2 separate regions of the Mus musculus genome follow, and region 2 is linked to region 1. Evidence: chromatin loops called from intact Hi-C (ENCODE). Cell type or tissue: left cerebral cortex. All regions are shown on one strand. Each heading gives the region's core, and the rest is flanking DNA. Links, peaks and the distances in the headings are about the cores only.

Region 1 (10,219 bases), core at 883-8,882:
TTTGATTTCATGTAGCTCATGAATAACAGAAAATAATCTTTCTTTTGATAGAATAAACCCAAGGAAACTAAAACAAAACTCTTTAAAAACCAGTATCACTGCTCTCTCATCATCACCCTCTCTGATGGAAATGAATATTTCCTTCAGAGCAAGTAAAATGGGAAGTTAACAAATCAACTAATGATTTAATAAACACAAGCAGTAAAATGAAAATTGGAAGCTCCTAAGTTCAATAAATGTGGAAACCTCTTTGACTGACTCAGAATAAATAGTCCCTGACTGTTTATGTTCCATGACACCACCTTCCTTTTTAAAGGAAGGGGTTATAGATTAATAAAGAATTTGGACAAATGGTTATAGGCAGAGTATGTCCTGAAAATTTTCAAAGTATTATCTCTGCCTGAACCTGAGAGAATAGAACCAGTCTATAGAGAGTGAGATGAAGCAAGAGCAGACAGTGCCAAACAGGTGAAGATGACATGGTAGCTATGAGGAGGTAATCACCAGACGGTAGTTTAGAATGATGACTAGTGTGCTCTGTTGAGGGGAGGCTGACATACATTTATGACTATAACAGGGAAAAGGCATCTACACAGAGGTGATGGAATATCATCTAGGAAAGGTGGTCAGGGAAGAGGTAATAAGTAAATGCACTGATCTTGGTAATGGAAAAAGCTTCTTCTACATTAGAAAGAGTCACAAATATGACTCACAAATGTGCCAAACTGGAAAAAAAAAAACTTCTGGGCAGTATTAAATATATATATATATATATATCAGTGTGATGTTGGGTTTTGATCATCAATTAGTAAACAAGTAAAAAAATAAAGTTGTTTCTTTGTGGCGATATTATGTATACAAAATTCTCACCCCCTCTGTCTACCTCTCTCTCTCCCTCCTTATATCCTCACTCCCTCCCTCCATCCCTATCTCACTCCTCTTTGTATCTTTCTATTCTTTATATGTCAAAAAGTTTTCCACTTCAAGCAGTGAATGCTAATGCTTGTACTTTTATTCTTATATTCCATGATTTTTTTAATCTGAGAAACTATAGTTTATCAAGGAAATGACTGAAATTGGTCATGATTATGGTGGCTTGAAAAATAGATTTTTGCTAAAAACAAACACTTGGTACACTACATGGGTCAACTGTTCATGAGAGCGATTGGTTGGGACCTCTTTTTTCTCTCAGAGACCTAAAACTCTGAAAAGGAATCTGCACACAGCAGTTTCAGTCAAATGCTTGAGAAGAGTGCTGTACGTTTTTTTTTTTAAATAGTAGGCGATCTTACTGCTGGTGGCCTGGAATAACAAGGAGCAATGCACCTTTAATCAGCTGTGCCTTAACAAGAGGTATCAGATGAGTAGGTGAAAGCTTCAAAGATGACACAGACCACTTTGTAGTTTAGAGCATGGCTTACTGTGACGGTACCTGGAGGGTCTGTGGAAGAAGCACCTAAATTATAGCTTTACTACGGCCACCTTTCAACTGCACCAATTAATGTCAATCTGAACACATATCTTAAAAGGAAAATGCATCTGGTTAAACAGGGGAGAGATGCCTGCTTATTTTGATTGCCTACACTGCCCTATGTCTATAATCATGAAAATGGAATATGCTCCAAATTTAGAGTATGAAAAACACAAGACAAGCTGTAAGCTACTAATATGCCTGAAAATGAGAGCTAAGAAAAATGAGATGTATTACACACTAAACCAAAGAATTGAACAGCATAATAAATAATGATAGTAACAGAAAACAATTCACTCATGATAACTGGAATCCACAAATCCTTATTGATATCAACAAAAATGAAAAAGCTTCAAGATAAAACATAGCATTTCCCTATAGTACAAAGGCAATGGAATTTTGTTAGAGAGAATGATAGTAAAAGCTTACACATTTGACAGAGACAGAGTAGATGATTTATGTGGGAATCATCAACTGATTGATGCCTACATTGGACAGTAACGATTTGAGAAAGAGTATAGTGGCCTAGTTTGCAGGATATTTTCCATGAAATCCTTATCAGTTATAAATAATAAAATATCCTTCTGGTCTACAAAGGTCACACTTACTGAAATGGTTAGGCAATTGATGTTGTCATGGTCACTGGAGGATTACTCTGTGTACCACTGCTGTGACACACAGATGCTAAAAGAACATCATTTCTGTTGATGGCCTTCTGTTAGGCATTGAGAAGGATGCCAAAGAACTAAGTTTTTACTTACAAGTAAAGATCATGACAAAGGTAGGCATCTTTAATCTACATGATAGAAGGTAGCAGTAGCATGGAAAATAGCTATCTATAAACTTAGAACCAGGAAGGGAGAAAAGTAGTCTATGTGAAAACAAACAAAACTGAGTAGAAATGTAAGAGATACCTGGAACAGTGTGCAGTATGAGGACTCACTTACTCAGGGAGGTGAGGTTTGCAATCCCAGTCTAGCATGCTCCACACTATTCAGATATTATCACTAAAGCCCAGCATCATAGGAAGTCTATGGTGCCTTTGATGTTGGTGACAGAATTAAAAGCAATTTAGAATAGATACGTACTTCTCCTGAAAACAAAATAACTGGCATGTTAGTATCCAATGGACACAGCAGAGAGTATTTGCCTGCCATAGGCTTTGCTGTCATCTTTAACCCCTCGACTCTGAGGTCAAAACCATGACTGGTTTTATCACATCGATGTAACTCCAATTTGCAAAGTACATTAATTATCATGAAAGACAAAGCTCATCTTTGACATGACCAGATTAACTATTATGCTTGGACTCAGTTATAATTAAGAGCTTACGGCTGAAATGGACAGAGTTTTATATGCATACAGATAAAGAATGGGACTATGATCACACTGCCAAAACTAATGCCATAATCTTGCAGATACCTAGGGATAATAGCTTCCTTTGAAACAAAACACCACAGTGGAATACCAAAGTAAATAAACCAATAAGGACAGAACCGCACAAGTTATGGAAAATAAGTGGGCATGGAGCATCTGGGAGAAAGCCCGTGTGGAGGCTGAATCTAACAGCCTTATGAGAGCAGGCAAGTTATGAATCAATGAACATGTCTTCCATTTCTCCAAAGGCAATAGTGCTCAGGACACGATTCGAACCAGAAGTGACCAGTCAACATGTGCACTACACTAGGTATTACTCTATTGTCTTCAAATCAGTCCACTAAGCTGAGTGGATTTACCTGACTGAATCAAACATTGCACATCACTATCTCAAAGCAAATGAAAGGAGAGATTTTAACTTTAGAGCAATGTAGTGTCCCTTACCAATGAGAGACTCATCCTGCCCGATCACACTCTTTTCATCAAATGTCCCATCACAGGGCAGCAACAGAAGCCGTTTGTGGTTGTTCAGTACTTGCTGGAGAGCCTGTGTACTTCAGATGATAGTCTTACATGTTATGGAAATGGTAACAAAACCACAAAAACATAGAACAAAGAGTTATTACTATCTTACCAAATTACGGTTTGAATTTGAACCTAGTTTTAGAATCCAAAGACAGAGAAAATGCAAATTTGTTCAGCTTCATTCAGTCTATTCTTTCTCCCAAATGAAATTATATTCACTTCTATAAGTATTGTCTCTCTTGTATGCAGTGTTTTAAAGAAAGAGGATGGCTTTCCTGCTTGTGAATATTGAAAACGTTCATTTTGGGGGGCATTTTTGAGATCCCTCAGTATATTCAGCATCACTTAATGAGATTCTCAATTCCCAGAAACTCTCAGACAGATGTTTACAAGATGACTTTCATTGTTTCAAGGAATAAAAATAAGTAAACAAACTACTTGCACTACTCTATCATCGAAAGTTAAAATATAGTTCAAGGAAAATGTTTTGCTCTGAGCTGGAAATACACTAAGAATCATTGATAGAACAAGAGAGAACAATACAACATAAACTGTAAAGTTCATGTTCTCCTCTAAAATTGATTGGTGATGTCTAAAGAGGCTATTAGAATCCTGGAAAAGGCAGATTTGAGTGAATCCTCACTTTTCAATTTGAGATGTCCGCTGTGACAAAAATTATACAATAACAACAACAAACTCTTTAAAATATAAGATTATTTCAGTGCTTTAAAAAAGACTTCAGGAAAGAACAACGAATTTACAAGGCCTTTTCCTATTTCCTTGCTGAAAATATAACTTATTTAGAATCCACCTTCCATTTCACACTTTAAAATAATCTTTGTATTCTAAAAAATCATTTTTCCAAAAGGAATGAAGGTTTGCCTCAAATGTATTTCAAGTGTATAATGAATAGCATATATTATGAATTTGCAATTATGAAGAACTCAATATATAAAACAATTTTGTATATAAAAACTATTGGCTGCTTCCGGAAGTCCAAGAATTAATTTCAAGAAATGTTAAAACCCAGTGTCATTCTTAAGTAAATTCCTAAGTGCCGCCTGACCTCATACTATATACAAAAGTTAACATAAATACATAAAAATACATAATACATAAAAACCCTGAGTGAAAGAGCTAAAACTAGGAGGTCTGCAGTAGTTTATAGGTTTGACAATGCACTCAACCACAAATATACATCTTAGATTTCATAAAACTCAACTTGTGCGTCAAACAGCATTATCAAGTCACCATGTACATTGATGGAACACAATAAATTCATTGAATATGAACCCATGAATTTATGTTCACATAATGTCTGTATCTTAAAACTGTTGACATCTGACACATGTTAGTGCAATACTGTATATTTCCATACTGATAATAGCATGCAATATCCTATTTCACCTCTGGAAAACACTCTCTTCAACCACTAGTGGTCACTATTGTACTTCATGTTGGTATTTTATACATCTTAATTTTGTGTGTGTGTGTGTGTGTGTGTGTGTGTGTGTGTGTATTTGTAGGTGTGAGGGGGGTGTTGGAGGGACAAGTTGTAAAGCTTAATTGTCTCTTGCTGCTTGGGGAAATCAAACTTGGGTCCTCAGACTTGTCAGCAAGTTTCATTTTAAGCCATATCTTCTCAGATATCTCCTGTTCAGTTCACAAATATGAGAGAAGACATTGTTCTATCTTTCTGTGTTGACTTATTTTACATAATGCAGTGTCCGCCAATCTCACAAATTTTGCTTCAAAGACCAGAATTCCATTCTTTTTTATGGACAAATTCACTTTACTATATATGCAAACTGAAGTTTCTTTACCTATCTATCCATCATCTGTTGGTGGCCACCTGGATTGGTTCTAGAACTTACTATGAATCATGCCACAGGAAACAAAAGCATGAAGAATTTGCTTAGCATGCTGGTATCACTCCCTTTATAGCTAACTAATTTTTGACAGGAGTCCTAATAACATGCACTAGAGAAAAGAGAGTGTTTTCAGTGCTGAGATAATTGGATATCCATATACCCAAGCGTGAATTAGAACTTTATCTCTTGATAATGGTAAAAGCTTTTGAATATGGATAGAAAACTAAAATTTAAGACCAAAACATATCATATCATTGGAAGCAAAAGCCTAGAATATGACCAGACATTGGAATGGACACAGATTTTGTTTTGTGACATGGTCCACCAAACAAAGTGTACAAAAACAAAAACAGTGGGACCATCTCATCATAAAAAGCTATGCACCAGAGTGGAAAGGCAAGCTACAGAACTGGAGAGAATGCATACAAAATGTCCATCTAATAAAGAGTGATTGTCAAAATGAAATATGAAAAAGCTTAGGACATGTAGAGGTGACTCAGCAGTTAAAAGCACCTGCTGTTCTTGCAGAGAATCTAAGTTTAGCGCCAAGCACCCACAGTAGGTAGACTGTCTCTAAGTCCAATTCAAGTGAATGCTGACTCTCTTTGCCCCCTATGGGCACTTGGAACACAAACACTCTGGCACATATGCACAAAATAAAGTGTATTTTTTATTGTCTTATTTATTTACATTCCAAATATTGTACCCCAAATTACAACAAACTAAAAAGAAAACCAAACAAACAAAAACCCCTAAAAATACTATGAAGAATGGTGGCATTCATCTATAATCTCAGTGTTGAGGAAGCTGGAGCAGGAAGCTGGACCATAGGGTTGAGTCCAAGTTGGGCTATACAGTTAATTCAAGGACAGCCACTGTCACACAGTGAGAGCCTATCTCAAGGATCTGAAAACAAAAGCAAATGAACTATTCAAGTCATCGTTTTAAGTATAAATATAAGTAACATTATGCAGACTAAGCAGGTTGTAATTATATATTTAAGTATGTATGTATGTATGTATGTATGTGTATATATATATGTGCATATAATATACATATGCACATATACCTTTAAGTATGTAACAACAGTTAATGAAAAAAGAAGCCATGAATTTAAAAATGAATAGGAAGTATATAGGGGGGTTGGAGGTAAGAAAAAGTGTGGTGATAATTAAGTATATAATAATCTCAAAATTTGAAATAATTAATAAAAATGTATCAGATATGAATAAATATTTCTCAATGAAGACATAAAAGTTGCCTAGTATATGAAAAAAACTTAAGAACACTAAATAGAGAAATACAAACTAACACCACAATGGGCTTTCACTTCACCCAAGTAGAAATGCTTTTTTTGCCAAAAGAGCAAAAGATGGTATGTGCTGGCAAGTGAGTCAAGACAGGGAACCCTGACCACTGTTAGCTGAATGCCAATTAGCACAGTACTAAGGATCACAGTTAAGGGAGCCCTCAAAATATTAAAAGTAGACCTAGTAATTCTAACCTGCATATATACTAAAAACAATAAATTATTATATAATCTTCATGTTCACTACAGTTATCAAAAGAAATATGTATTTCATATAGAAGAGGCAATTTGTTACACTTAAATTCAAAATATAAGAAAGCAGATCTAAACACCCTGCTTTAGTTTTAAGTTGATAGACATGATAGAGAGAGCAGGAAAGGTGAATGGATGAACACTGAGACATATTTTAATAAAAGTGAGAGGTTTAGCATGCTACTGCACAGAGCATAAACATGGATAAAAGCTTTTCTGTCCATTCTTAAAACGCCTAGAGAAAAGCAGTGAGGACATGTCACATGGAAGACCATTGATACACACAGATTTTGTTTATACTAATAATTAAAATAAGATTGATTTCTTTAAAAAAAAGTGAAGACACTGAAAAACATGAAAAACTATTTTGAAACTACAAACTGATAAAGGTTTGTTCATCAAAATATAGAAAAAAATCCAAAAACCAGCAACAGATACCAAACTGCACATAATCCAATTAATTGAGAATTTAGGTAGACATCCTTTGGAAGAATATTAATCAATTAACAAAACAACATGAGAAAGTGTTCAGTATTATTATTCATTAAGAAACTGCATATAGAAACCACAAAGAGATACTTCATACCAAATGGAATAGGAACAGTTTCTTCTTTGGCCTCATGCTAAGAAACTGTTTTGCCTCTGAGTTCACTGACAGACAATAACATTTTTAAGCCTGAATGCAGTAAGTGGTAAGATTGAAAACTTTGTTTATTGGTGAAGGAAATATAAATTGACTCTGCCATTATGAAAAAAACATGGTTTATATTTCCTCAAAACATGTACACATGGAGCTATTGTGAGATCCCACACTAACCCTATACATACACCCAAAAAATAGAAAATAAGGAATATGAACAGAAACACAGAAATAATTATATCAGCATTTTTGTAATAACAAAAAATGAGTAGAAATTTTATTTCCAAGTTTGAAAAAAATCCAGAAATACTACTCATTCCTTAAAAGTATATATGGCTATAGGCTAACATTGATGAACCTCTAAGACAGTATTAAGAGTAAGAAGTTCAAAGAGACAAAAAGTCATGACTGGAATGATTCCATTTACACGATCCACCCAACAATGATCACCAAAGGTCAGTGATTGCTAGAATCTAAAGGAGTGCCCTGATTCAAATATCTCTGCACTGTTAAAATTCAAATCCTGAGATCCTAACACTCAAAGGAATAGTATTAAGAAGACCTCTGTGAAGTAATTAGATAATGAGTAGAAGCCCACATAAATGAAGTTAGCAACTGCATGAAAAAGACTCAAGGAATAAATAATTAGCCTTTTTCCCAGGGGAGGACATAACCAAGCAGGATTTGTGAGGTATGAGCAACTTGCCCGGGCACAATGTATGTACAGGAACCTCAGTTCTACAATGTAGGAAATGGAGTTCATTGCATATAAGACACCCAGTTGGTATTACAAGGATCCAAAGCAACAGAGACATTTTGGGACTAATCAATGGAGTGTCCTTTATTGCGGTATTGAAAATATATTAGAATGGAGATAATGGTTGTACCCAGTTTTGGGTAGTTTTAATACCACTTAATTTTACAATTTAAAATGGTTAATTTCATGTTATATCCATTGTATCTCAGTAAAGATTGCTCCTTCAAAAAATTCAATACTTTTAAAAGTAAGTATTTCAGCGTCAGTTTTTCTCTAGGAGACTATGTGATGACATCCCATTCCAGTGACATCAGTCATCAGGAGAGTTTGAGCTTCCCAGAAGCAGAGATGCAAGACAAAAGGGGTGCTGTGTTTGGGAATGTTTAGCTTTTTTATTCCATGAAAATAAAGGAACATGCCCTAAAGGCTACAGGCAGTTCAGAGGTCTGATGTCAGGAAGAAAGATAGAGTCAAGCTGTGTACTATTCCACATGAAAGCAGAACCCGAGAGCATCTCTTCCCACTGAGTAAAGACAACACCTGGTTAGTTAATCTCCCCAAATATATATGCTCTACCAAACAAAAAAGTCCACAAGTAATAATTACTTCAGTGAAACTGTACTATTAAAAGGAACAACTAAAAGAACATATTTGTGTGTATTTTCCTACTGTTTTGTCTTAATGATACTATTACTAACTTATTTAAATAATAGCATGCATGACACAAAGTAGACATCACACAATACTTACATTCAATGAGCAAATCTTTTACACCTACTCAGGTTAATATAACATCATAAGCACGTACTCACTGAATATATAGCATACAGAATTTTGATTTTAAAGTGGTGATTGCCCTGCCTAGAGGCACATATCAAATTTGAGTAAAATATCCTAGTTTGGGATAAGTTACATTCAGGCATGAAGAGGCAGCATACTTCAAGTAATGGAACTTAGGCTAATGGCAATAGATACCAATGTGACATAGAAATTGACTTAGTTAAATAAACGTATCCAATTAAACATTTTAGTGTATTTAAATTGTACCTCAATTAAAAAGTTTAAATTATGCTTGTCACTATAGATGTTGAGTTTATAAGGCCCAAATATTGTAATTCTATATTCATTTATATTAGTCATAGGAAATGTGTATCTAAAAGATCGTGCATTAAAAGGCTTTACTGTATTTTTCATAAATATCCAGAACGTTTGTGCATCAATGAAAGCATGACATTAGCTCCACTAATGCAAGAAAGAATGACATCATGAACAGGGGAATATAATACAGAGCCTGTGAGGGTCAGAGGCCAAGAAGCCATCCATAATTTGAAAGAGTTGAAGAAATCATAAAACATATGAGCACCGAGTAAGTGTCCGTACCCACTGTGTGCTACTAGATTAAATACATTTCTGTATCCCATGTATTCTCCAGAAACAAACACAACCAGAGTCTGTGATCCTGCCAAGCTTTTTTTCTTTTTAAATTCCATGAGTAAGTAACACATGTGATTATTATTATCAATAGAGAATGCTCCTCTCCAAAAGAAGAGCAGTGCTTTGTTAATGACTTAAATTTTTAGGATTTGAAGCCCAACAAAGGGGCTGAGCAGATGTAGGGAGCAATTAAAGAGGTCTGGATGCTCAGGCTGGTTTCTTAATAAGAGGCACAGGCTGAAGGCTTTGAAGTGAGCAGCACACACGGTATCTCCAGTGGGCAGCTTCCCCTGAGATTTCTCGGATGTGTTTGGTTCTGGCAAGTCTGCTCGGTCTTCAGAGAATTCATTTACAACCCAAGCAATTGTCTATGCGTCACAGTGGAATTCTAAATCATTTTCTTCTCATCTTTAAACAATTCTATGGTTTAGTGTGACTATCTTTTTTAATGAAATGAATGTCAGGTCCCTAATGTTTTCCCAAAATCTCAAAGCTAGAACACACACACACACACACACACACACACACACACACACACACACAAGTTTATAGTAATTTCAAAATATTACTGTCTACATTAGTG
Region 2 (10,219 bases), core at 1,145-9,144, 770 kb after region 1:
TGCTATTATATAATATAAATGCATATTTTCAACATCATTTACCTAAAGAAATCATTTCATAGTCAATTTTTAAATTCTTTTACTATGGTCAGTGTTGGAAGCAGATTAACAACATTACTGAGTTTTTGTAGCTCTTTCAATACCAAACTAAAGACCCCACAAATGAAACAATGGGTTTGTAGACTAGGTAGTGCCACTGCCTGATTACAGTCAATCAAGATCACTAGGGAAAAATGTATGCTGGACTTTAAAGCATCACTGTAATTACATCTTTCAATATATCTAATACTGTTTGTCTGCAAATAGTTTAATAGAATCAGATTCAAAACCAGATAATACAGTTGAGTCATTCAAACTGTTAGCAAACAGAAGTCGCCAGAGAAGCAATTCAATCAATGGAGACATTTTCTAATTAGCATATTAATGATTTGTGAGTGAAAGGTGATTTCCAAGTGCTCTAGGGAACTTGAAGACCTTGTAATTCTTCTTCTCGCTCCACACAACCAATGAAACATGTTTATATTATTAATGTTTGACAGTTGAAGGGAAAGGCTTTGCTAATCAATGGAAAACATCAACTCAGCTTTTGGATTAATCATTGCATGTTGGAAGTTGGTAGAACCTGAATTGATGTGTCCAACTTTCTAAGTGGCAAAGTGTGAGTAAAACCTGGGCTTGACTAAGGATTCTTATGAAGATTGAAATTTATATCATCTTCTATGCAAATACAGTCTCCACATATACAGTTACTAAAGCAGGCTGGGGGCCTGCCCCTTTATACATAAACACCTCAATTAGATTTTGCATATCACTAAAATAAAGTTTCCACAAGACAAACTCTTTGTCTGGATTAAGCGCTGTCACAAACCATCTTTCAGAGCTTACAACAATTGCCTTTAAGAAACATCAAATTTGCTCCCAAAAGAAAACTCCAAAGTAGAGTCAGAGTCTTCTTAAACCACCATTAGACTGTAATTAGACAGTTCAATTTGAGTTTTTATAGAGTTGTTTGTGAGTCTAGCAGTTAGACACATAACTGATTTGCTCTTGATGCCAACAGGCATAAAAGAAGGGGTAAGGAGGAACACACAAGGGAGGGCTCTCCCCCTCCCACTATCTTCTGGTTCTTGGACCCCGTGCCTGCTATTTTAAAATCCAGTATGTGTGTGCAGCCTGAGCTCTTTGTCCTGCCAGCTGACTTAGGAAGCCTACAGCGTGAGCCGCTTGCCACAGGCACCTCTGTACCTCTCGGAGCTCCACTGTTCAGGAATGCCAGGCCTCCCCCATTCCTCAAAGTTCTGATGCTCCTCAGCACTTCCTCAGCCCCTGACCTTCAACGCCTTGAACCCTGGGGTCCAGGCTGCTGTTGTTACTGTCGTGCCTTACAGACACGTGCTTGGAGTGTGTTGATTCCACACACACACACACACCCCATAATGTTGGATGAAGCAAAATCTAAAACATAAATAATATTTATTCTAGCTACATAAAATTCTTACTTAACACTACAGGAGGATCGTCTCAGCACGCTAACTGCCAAAACCATTTGTACAAAGCTAAAACGACTACGTTGAAGCTGGCACTGTTATTTTTTTTAACACCTGAATAAAGTAAAGATTTATTCTTTATCTCATCATTGTAAGATGGACAGGAAGAAAAATACACAGGTTCTGTGAGTGCTTTGCTTTTCGTCTGTGTTCCTGTCCTTGGTGTGAGCAGTGGTCACAGGGATAAGGGTTTGTCTTCTCTAGAACTGCCAGAGAGGAAGGCCACACAAAGGTGAGCAATTAGCAAATGAATCCACCCTGCGTCTAAAGTCTTCCTATTCTTGAAAGAACTCTGACTCAGAGATGCTTTCCTGACCGTCGTCAGCCCCGCCCAGTGTGCTATATTTGGATCTGTGATTGCACCTCAAATACTAATAACGAGAATACTAATATCTAGTACTTACTTAGCAATGCACTTGTAAGTGTCAGGCATCACTTTGGGTTCTTTGCATGAAATGCAAACTCATTTACTCCTCAAAATGCCCCGCTCTGAGGTAGATACTAAAATAACCACGCCAACAAAAGAAACACCCGAGGTCAAATGGAATTAGGTAGCTTTTCCAAATTCATAGAGATTGCCGAGAAATACATCCTTCTAAAACATTAGCATCAAATATGCGCAGATCGATGTCATTCTGTTTTACAGATTGAGGCTTTTTTTTTTTCATTAGGTCTCAGCCTGTCAGATTGATACAGGAACTGGGTTGTAGCTAAACTAACATTACAGTGAACACTGGAAACTCTGCTTAAATTTGCATCGCTTTAAAAGCTCATTACCAACTAAGAAGAAAAAAAAATGAAATACTTGACATTTTGGTATCTGTGGTATTAAAAAAGAACTAATATTTAATATTCAAGTGGCAACAGCTTGTAGAGTTTGCATACAACGCCCACAGGGATCGATTCTTCTTTAAAATGGCCTTTAGGAGCCAGGCTTTTCAGCAGCTGACACCGCCATTCTCCACATCCCTCTCTCCTGCCAGCACCGTGGGGCCCACACAGAGTGGAGCAGCAGACTTGTAATTCTTCACTGCAGGATTTGTCTCTGCAAATAATGGTGAATGTGGGAAATTAGGGGAAATGTAATTTTCACTGAATCAACCTCAGTGTAATCTCTATTTCTAAAAATGAATAAGTGTCACTGGAGCGCTTTCTCCACATGCGCGCTCGGGCCCCTCACGGCTCCAACCCACAGGAGAAGGAAGAGTCAGCCCACGTCCAGACTGGGCCGAGGAGCCACAAGTGTGCTGTTGCCTGGCATTTTTCTAACCTGACTAATAAGTATCAGTCCAAGCTCAGTCCCCTGCGGACCTCCCGCCTCCCCAGCCTGCTGTCAGGAAGATGTGTAAGAATTGAATCAAGGTTTGAAGATGCTGAATATGATGGAATAGTTCAATGTTTTCAGTACCATGTTACATGTCTCTAATTACTCACTGGTGGGGTTAAAGAAAACCAAAAAGTTAAAATCCTTCTCACCTGTGCATTTGTGGGATCGAATGATAGGAACCAAGTGGGTCTGTCTTTTATGATTCAGGGAAACAAAAATACTGAACAGAGTGCCTAAGGCGTGCGCATCCCTGTGGCTTAAGGAGGATGTTCTGGCCCGATTCACGTGGTGTTCTCATGCCAAAGCTCTTGTGTTTATGGGTGCGCTATTCAAGAACATATTCAAATAGCATGATCAATATGTCATTTGTTAGATCCACTGTATTCTTTTTTTTTTCTGGGAAACTTAGGCCAGCTATGGTGGGACAGGACTGTGATGCCAACGCCCTTTGGAATCTGAGGCAGGGGGAAAGCATAGGGAAGCAATATGGCGTTAAGGCCTTAATTGTGTAAGCCATTGAATCAAATGGCCATCTTTACCAAGAGTCCCAGGGATTAAAAAAAATTAGGTTGGTTTCTTGAAAATTAATATTTGCCACAAAAATAATTACTCATATTGTTTAATCGCTGACTTTTAAGCCCACAATCAGTGGTCCTCACTGTGATACCGGGGTCTGCTTAATGCATTTGTGAAAATCAGAAACAACTTGGCCATCATTGTCGATGACACAAGTGAAATTTAGAGATACAAGTCAAGGATTTCCTAGGGAAATTGGAATACCGCTTATTTAACTCTTACATGTTTATTCCGCATGATCGAGAAGATGATCTATCCCTTTGGTTTCTAATGAGGGCATTCGCTAAATAGATCACAAACAGAAGTAAATTGATACATAGAAAGTACCTGATAGGCAGTCACAACAGAAAGGGGGAAAAGTGTCATCGAATCAGGAACTCACAACCTCGGCTCCAGTCCCCAACTGAGCTTTCCACAGACAAGCTTCTCCTGGTTGAACTTCCAGCTTCCTGTTTCCACAGGAGACATTTACCTGGCGTGGGAAAGACGATAGTCACCTCAGGCGGAAAGCAGGCATACCTCTTAGCTACTCTGTAGGACACAATGCTCATGGCCTGCTTTCTGGTATCTTTCCTCCCTGTCAGAGTTCAGGAGACCACCCATCCCCAGACAAGGGGTCTTTGGGTGACATTCTGAGACAAGTGACTTTCTAGAGCCAGTTTCTCAGTGAACTGACACAGTGCATTTATGCATATATACATTTATAGTATGGCGTAAATAGTTCTCATGGAGGGGTGTGATCAAAGTTTGCAAAGTTTAGATTAAAGACAAGCCTACCGTCACCACTGTTATACATACACACACACACACACACACACACACACACACACACACACACACACATCACTTCAGAAACTTCCCTCCGCAAATCTTCATTTGGAAGAAAGGCATACAGTGTTTTCCAACCTTATTTGACCCAGCTGATCCATCATCACACATCTCCTCAGCCAAGAGTCTGCAGAACAAGTTCTGCCTCGCCTCCTGCCTGGTGCATCCCAGGTGCTCAAAAATCTTCCAGTGAAATTTCCAAATGATCCACTTGCAATTGAATTTAAATTGTCTATGGTATTCTTTGCCTTGGACTTGTTCATGGAGATATAAATATGCAAATGGAATCAGAAACACAAACTCGTTTCCTCTAACCAGATCTCGGCCCACATATTCCAAAGCAAACGAGTAGTGAAATTATCCATCCTGGCGCGTTGAACTCTAGCAGAGCGATTACTTAACGTCGGATTTGCAAGAGATATAAAAGGAAAACCAGAAAGAGCAGTTCCCGCTGGGTACGCGCCTCCCATTCTGCGCATCCCCTTCTGTGTACCTAAAAGACGATTGCCCTCATTTCAAAATTGATAGCCAACTTTTTTTGTTGTTATTTTGCCATTCAAGTTTCTACATTCTTGCTCCTGCCTATTTGCTCTAACACTGAATTTTAAGCATCTCTAAAAGTGCTTGATATGTTATTATTCTTTCCAGGTACCCTCTGAAAGCCAAGCAAAGAACATTAAGGAAGGAAGGAGGAATGAGCCTGGATTTGGTGCAGTGAAAAGAGGCGTATTAAGAAAAGGGGAGCTCACACCCAGACTCGACTGCCTGCCTTGCCAGCATCATGAGAACTTACCGGTACTTCTTGCTGCTCTTTTGGGTCGGCCAGCCCTACCCAACTTTCTCAAACCCATTATCTAAAAGGACTAGTGGCTTCCCAGCAAAGAGGAAAGCCCTGGAGCTCTCTGCAAACAGCAGGAATGAGCTGAGCCGTTCGAAAAGGAGTTGGATGTGGAATCAGTTCTTCCTCCTGGAGGAATACACGGGATCCGATTATCAGTACGTGGGCAAGGTAGGCCTCCTTTGGGTGTTTCGACAGTCTAGGCTTAAAAGCCTGAAGAAGTTACTGCTAAGAAATAGACAGGGAGAATGTGAGCTATTCCCCAATACAGTATGAATTGTTGCTTATCTGGTGAGACTTTTTTTTTCCTCTTCTCGCTTGAGTAGTTGCGGGATGAAAGTGTAGCAAGAAGCTGAGAAATGTTTGTAGTGTAACAGAGAGAGAATGCTCTGGTGGAAAAACGAACCGCCCACAACCATCCACGGAGGATTATCATAAATCCTTTAATTTTTTTTTTTACTTTAGCTGGAAAAATGGGGTCCAGCCAGCCTGTAAAGTGGGGTCTATTAAAAATAGAATGACTGTGCTGTGAGAGGAACAAGTCCTTTTCTCATTTTGAAAGCAAACATCCTGAGCCTGAGTCACATTAACTATTTCTTAGCTTTGCTTCTCCCAGCACCCTTGGCTCTCAGAGCAGACAATGCCTTTTCTTGGCAAAACTCAACCCCGGAGGTTAAATGGGGTAGTTACTGTTGCTGCAAGTGGTAGTGGTTAGTCTTATCCCAGATAATTGGCAAGAAGCAAGCATTTTAAATTCTTAGATTTAACTGTAGCAAGGTTGATGAAAGATTCATGTTACACAAAGGTGCTATTTCTAGATAGCATCTGACCATTTTATTGACTAGAAAGTAGAGTGTGAGGCTCTCGTTCATCCTTCACCTGTCATGACGAATGTCACCTAATTGTATCATCAGCTATCGTGCTGAAGAAAAATTTGACCTGGGCCATAATGTACAAGACAAACCAGGGGTGCCTGTTCATAGCTTGTTGAGTCTGGATTTCATTAAATGGTGTGGACAAGAAAAATAATTTTCACGCGCCTCTTAAATTGAGAATGAACATAAAAAAGATAGATGACAAAATGCCTCTTCCTATGATTGATTTTAAAATACCTTCATCAGGAGATCAGGCAAATAGCATAAATTTTGCAGATTCCTAAGGCTGCATGTTCACATTTCAATCTGTGATCAAATATCCCTGAGTAACTCTGTGCAAACATTCCCCTTACGTATTTACCACTATAAATGAAGGAGGCTTAGGTTGAGACAGCCAGGCAGTGTTCCAGGGAGGTGAATTATTAATGTGGAATAAAGTAAAAGAGGAAATATCCAGAGAGCTGAGGACAGTGACACTGATGCCCAAAGATCTTGTAACCAACTTGCTTTGCAACTCACACCTGGCGGGGCCGATAGAACACAGGCTTCCCTTGTGTGCGCCTCACTTCCTCTGTGCAACTTGTCGCTACAGTGTTAATGGAGTAATAGTTTTTTTTCTTTTAATCTTTAAAGCACTTTTACAATGCAAATAGCATTATTACCATAGAAGATTAAGCTTTAAAAAGCTCTTTGTCAAAATGATTGAAACCCCCTCCCCCGCTTGGTTTTCCTTCCTAAATTGTGGTACCTTTAATGCCAATAATACCACAGACTCTTAACGTCCAGGCTTCAGCTTAACACTTATAATGGTGATAGGGGAAGTAGCCATGGGGATACGATGCAAGCTATGGACAGGTCCAAAACTGCCTCCCTAAACTGCCAGTTGCCAGGATTGGTAAGAAACCTTCCAGGCTTTTGGCTTCTCCAGGTGGGAAGTTGAGCCTCAATCTCCTGCCCCCGGAGTCCTCCGGAAGCAGAGTCACGTGGAAGCACCAGTGAGATGGGCACCATTGGCCAATCCGCTTGAAATCTCTAAAACTGTTGAAAAACTCATTGTACATGCTCCACCAAGTCTATGCATAATGAAGTGGGATATTGAGTCTTCTAACCCTGCAGAAGCAAACTACGGTCATCAGCAAATCTCAGTGACTAAAATATATGGCAATTAATAGCGGAGTCGGTCCCCAGCCACGGCTTTCCCCACGCTGATTGTATCTGGATAGTCTACTGGCAATTCCGTACAGTTCCCTTCCTCACCCTCACAGTCCTCTGCTTTGTCCTGTTGCCCTCCTCCTCTCTGAGGTCAAAACACATTAGCAATGTTAGCTGGAGAAAAAAGACCGACAGTGAGAACTGGCGTTGTCCTCGCCCTGCACGGGCCACTCTAGGGGACATGAGGGTCGTTCTCGTAGTGTGGAGACGGCCGTTTCTCAAATCCATCTCTGCACAAGTGTGATACCAACAGACAACTATTATCCGAATTAAAAGCAGAAGAAAATAAGAAAAAAATTAGAAAAAGACGGAGGAAAAGCTGGGGTGGTGGCTGAGGGGTAGAATGCTTGCCTAACAAGTCAAGGCCCCAGGTTCAATCTTGCCCACCTTTTAAAAAAAATTATTTTTTCAAAAGAAAGACAAAAAAGGAGAAGCAGAGTGGGCCTTCACTGTGCCGACACGGGTGACAACTTTTAACTTTAACTAACTTGGAAGAGAAGACAGCTGACGAGATGACTCAGAGGAATTGTGTCTGGACTAGGGCAATGGTTCCAAAGTTCTTGAGGGCCACAGGGCTGTTTCTCAGGCCGGCCTTAGGCAAAAAGAAATACCTAGTGGTCTCATGTAGTAAACAGTTAGACTAAAATAACCCAGTAAGAAGTTCTCTTCTAAGAGCTCAATAACCCTTTGAAATGATAATACATGTAAATTAACAAAGACTGCTATTTTTATCTCATTCCTAATGGCCGTATCTTAGATGGCTTTGAACACCTTTTCAAACAGTCCGGGGCCCACTCCCCAGCGGCCCTGTCCACCCTGAAGTCTACCCTGTAGATGCTTCCCAGCCATTGAGGGGAAACCCAGGCACTGAGTATGACATCATCAAAAGGAACATAGCGCCACCTGCTGTAAAATCTGTGAACTGCCTTGAGCTAGGAATGGCAAATTGATGGGCAGATGTCAGGCGTTGCTGTGAGGCTCCTGCTAAGCTGCCTGAAGCACCCAGGGTACTGCTATGTAAGCATTGGGAGCCACGGACTCTAGTTAGGTTGGTGTGTGAATCCACACAGAGGCTGTAAGTTAACTTTTAGTAGTGTGGCCAGTGCTCCAAGTAGTAATTACTCAGAGCCTAGCACCATTTTACCTAAAATTAAAGAGATGGATCTGATCTACACATGGAAGGACAGAAGCGCTCACAAAGTTAAATCATGGAGCTGAATGAACAAATGGGACTTACAGGAAAACACTCCACAGATAGACAAGCCGTGTGCTTTTGTTCGTGTTGGTCTCTTCAAAGTAAATCTAAGGGAGAGTTGGGGGAGGAAGGAAAACGTGAGGGCAAACGTAGAGAGTGAAGGGAGAAGGGGTCACACAAGGTCACAAGAGCCAGCAAGGAAAGTGGGCAGGGCTGGGACAGTCATGAAGGGAGAAGTATGATCCGCACTGGGACATGAGGGAGCAGCAGCAGCTCTTGTCCTCACATTCGTCAGCCTCTTCCACTGTGTTGTGTCCCTGAGGAGATTAGCATAGATATAAGAACAAGCCAGAGCTGGGGTACACTCATGGAAAAGCTTAAAATCACAGTAGCAAATAAAGCTAGCAGGATGCGAAGGAATGGCCCTAGACGCTATAACAGTGTGAGCTTCAAATAGAAACATAGATAGTGGTTCAAGTAAGACTGTTGGTGGGGGGCAACAAATTTGAGGTGTTTCAGCAAAGAAGCATTCATAAGACCTTGTTGGAAAGTCACACTCTTGGTTCTTAACCTTCCTAATGCTACAACCCCTGTGAAAGTGTCATTTGACACACACCCCCAGGGGGTGACGACCCACAGCTTGAGGGCCACTGTACTTACTGAATCCAAATCTTCAGTTCAAGGAGATCCCCAGGTGAGCAGTTTACAGATTAAAAGTTTGAGAATTGCTACTTTTAAAAGTACCTGACCTGGGTCTCACCTCTGTGGAGATTCGGATTAAGTTGGTTTTTAATTAAGTACTAATGATTCTGACACTGTTGTCAGTTTCCAGAACCAGAGCCCATGACTGTCAGTCACGATAGCAAAACCATCAAGTTCAGTGGTCAAGTGACATCCACAAAGAATTATGGGAAAATAAGGGAGTGGGGGCAGCCGGGCTTTAAGGTTCCGCAGAACCCCCTAGAGACGGTGATGGTGTCTGAACTCCATCTTCAAGGCAGAGTGAGTGTTGGCCATCAGTGCAAAGGGAGAATCGCCCAGTCCTCCAAGGTAATTGCCTGCAGACACGAAAAAGGCAAAAGTCACAAACCCAAGAGTCCAAACTTTAGAGATTTGACAACCAAGAGAGTCAAAGTGGCACTCGTGACCCAGAAAACCCAAAGTACTTGTTTCCTGTTAGCAGATGAACAGGGAGCGTTTGCCTTTATTCAGCCTCCACTTGTGCGATGTCTGACTTATGTAAAATTAATAGGAAATGGGGAAGAAAGCATTTCTATCTTCCTTCCCAGAAACCCCCATACCCCCAGGACCAGCTTCGTGGAATATAACATTTCCCTGTCCATAGCCTGTATCCATTTGCGACCATTTCATATCAGAAGGGAGTACAGAGCCATAGACAGAGGCCAGATTTTAAAGATGGGGGCACTCACTAGTCAAAGATGAAGGTTTGGGGATGTTTAGCTTAGTTTAGTTGAGTTGAGTTTTATTTTGTTTTGTTTCGCTTTTATATCTCAGAATTTGGTGCACCCTTCTATGCACCTCACATCATTTTACACAGCCCATGGCAAATCTCATCCACTTCATCTTCTGGGCTATTCTTTAGGCCCTCCCTCCACACAATGTCCACAAGAGACAGACTGCCAGAGTACAGCTCCTCTTGGTATCTATGGAATTTACTGTGCTGTACTGTAGAAGTATTTTCTGTTACCTTTTGGAAAATTAATGACAGTTTTCTTGGTGAAGGGAGAGGATGATCAACTGAGTATTTTAGTATCATGAAACTTTAGGTTCTATTTGAGGTCTTAATGGTCCTGATAGAGC

Evidence for each region. Peaks named below come from ENCODE experiments on the same cell type or tissue, not always from the same donor. Only the 100,000 strongest peaks of a DNase experiment are listed, where the experiment ranks them.
Region 2: a loop joins it to region 1, with 2.6 times the contacts of the local background. A loop is called at or near these places in 4 of 42 quality-filtered maps.

What each region holds. Positions count from the first base shown.
Region 1 is chr15:13,853,964-13,864,182 of GRCm38, reverse strand. No RefSeq gene overlaps it. Among named protein-coding and RNA genes, the nearest start is that of Gm46517, 570 kb to the right of the region's middle. In left cerebral cortex, for the core only: a CTCF peak has its summit at 4,788; a DNase peak (open chromatin) is centred at 4,902.
Region 2 is chr15:13,086,718-13,096,936 of GRCm38, reverse strand. Cdh6 (cadherin 6) reads left to right here. Exons shown (of 12, transcript NM_007666.4): 2 at 4,927-5,287. The coding sequence starts at 5,060. Gm35018 (a long non-coding RNA gene) reads right to left here and starts at 4,822. Exons shown (of 3, transcript XR_003951640.1): 1 at 4,357-4,822; 2 at 3,778-3,922; 3 at 2,369-2,592. In left cerebral cortex, for the core only: a CTCF peak has its summit at 8,131 (motif pointing left); DNase peaks (open chromatin) are centred at 5,079, 5,225, 5,439, 8,103 and 2 more places; H3K4me3 peaks cover 350 bases.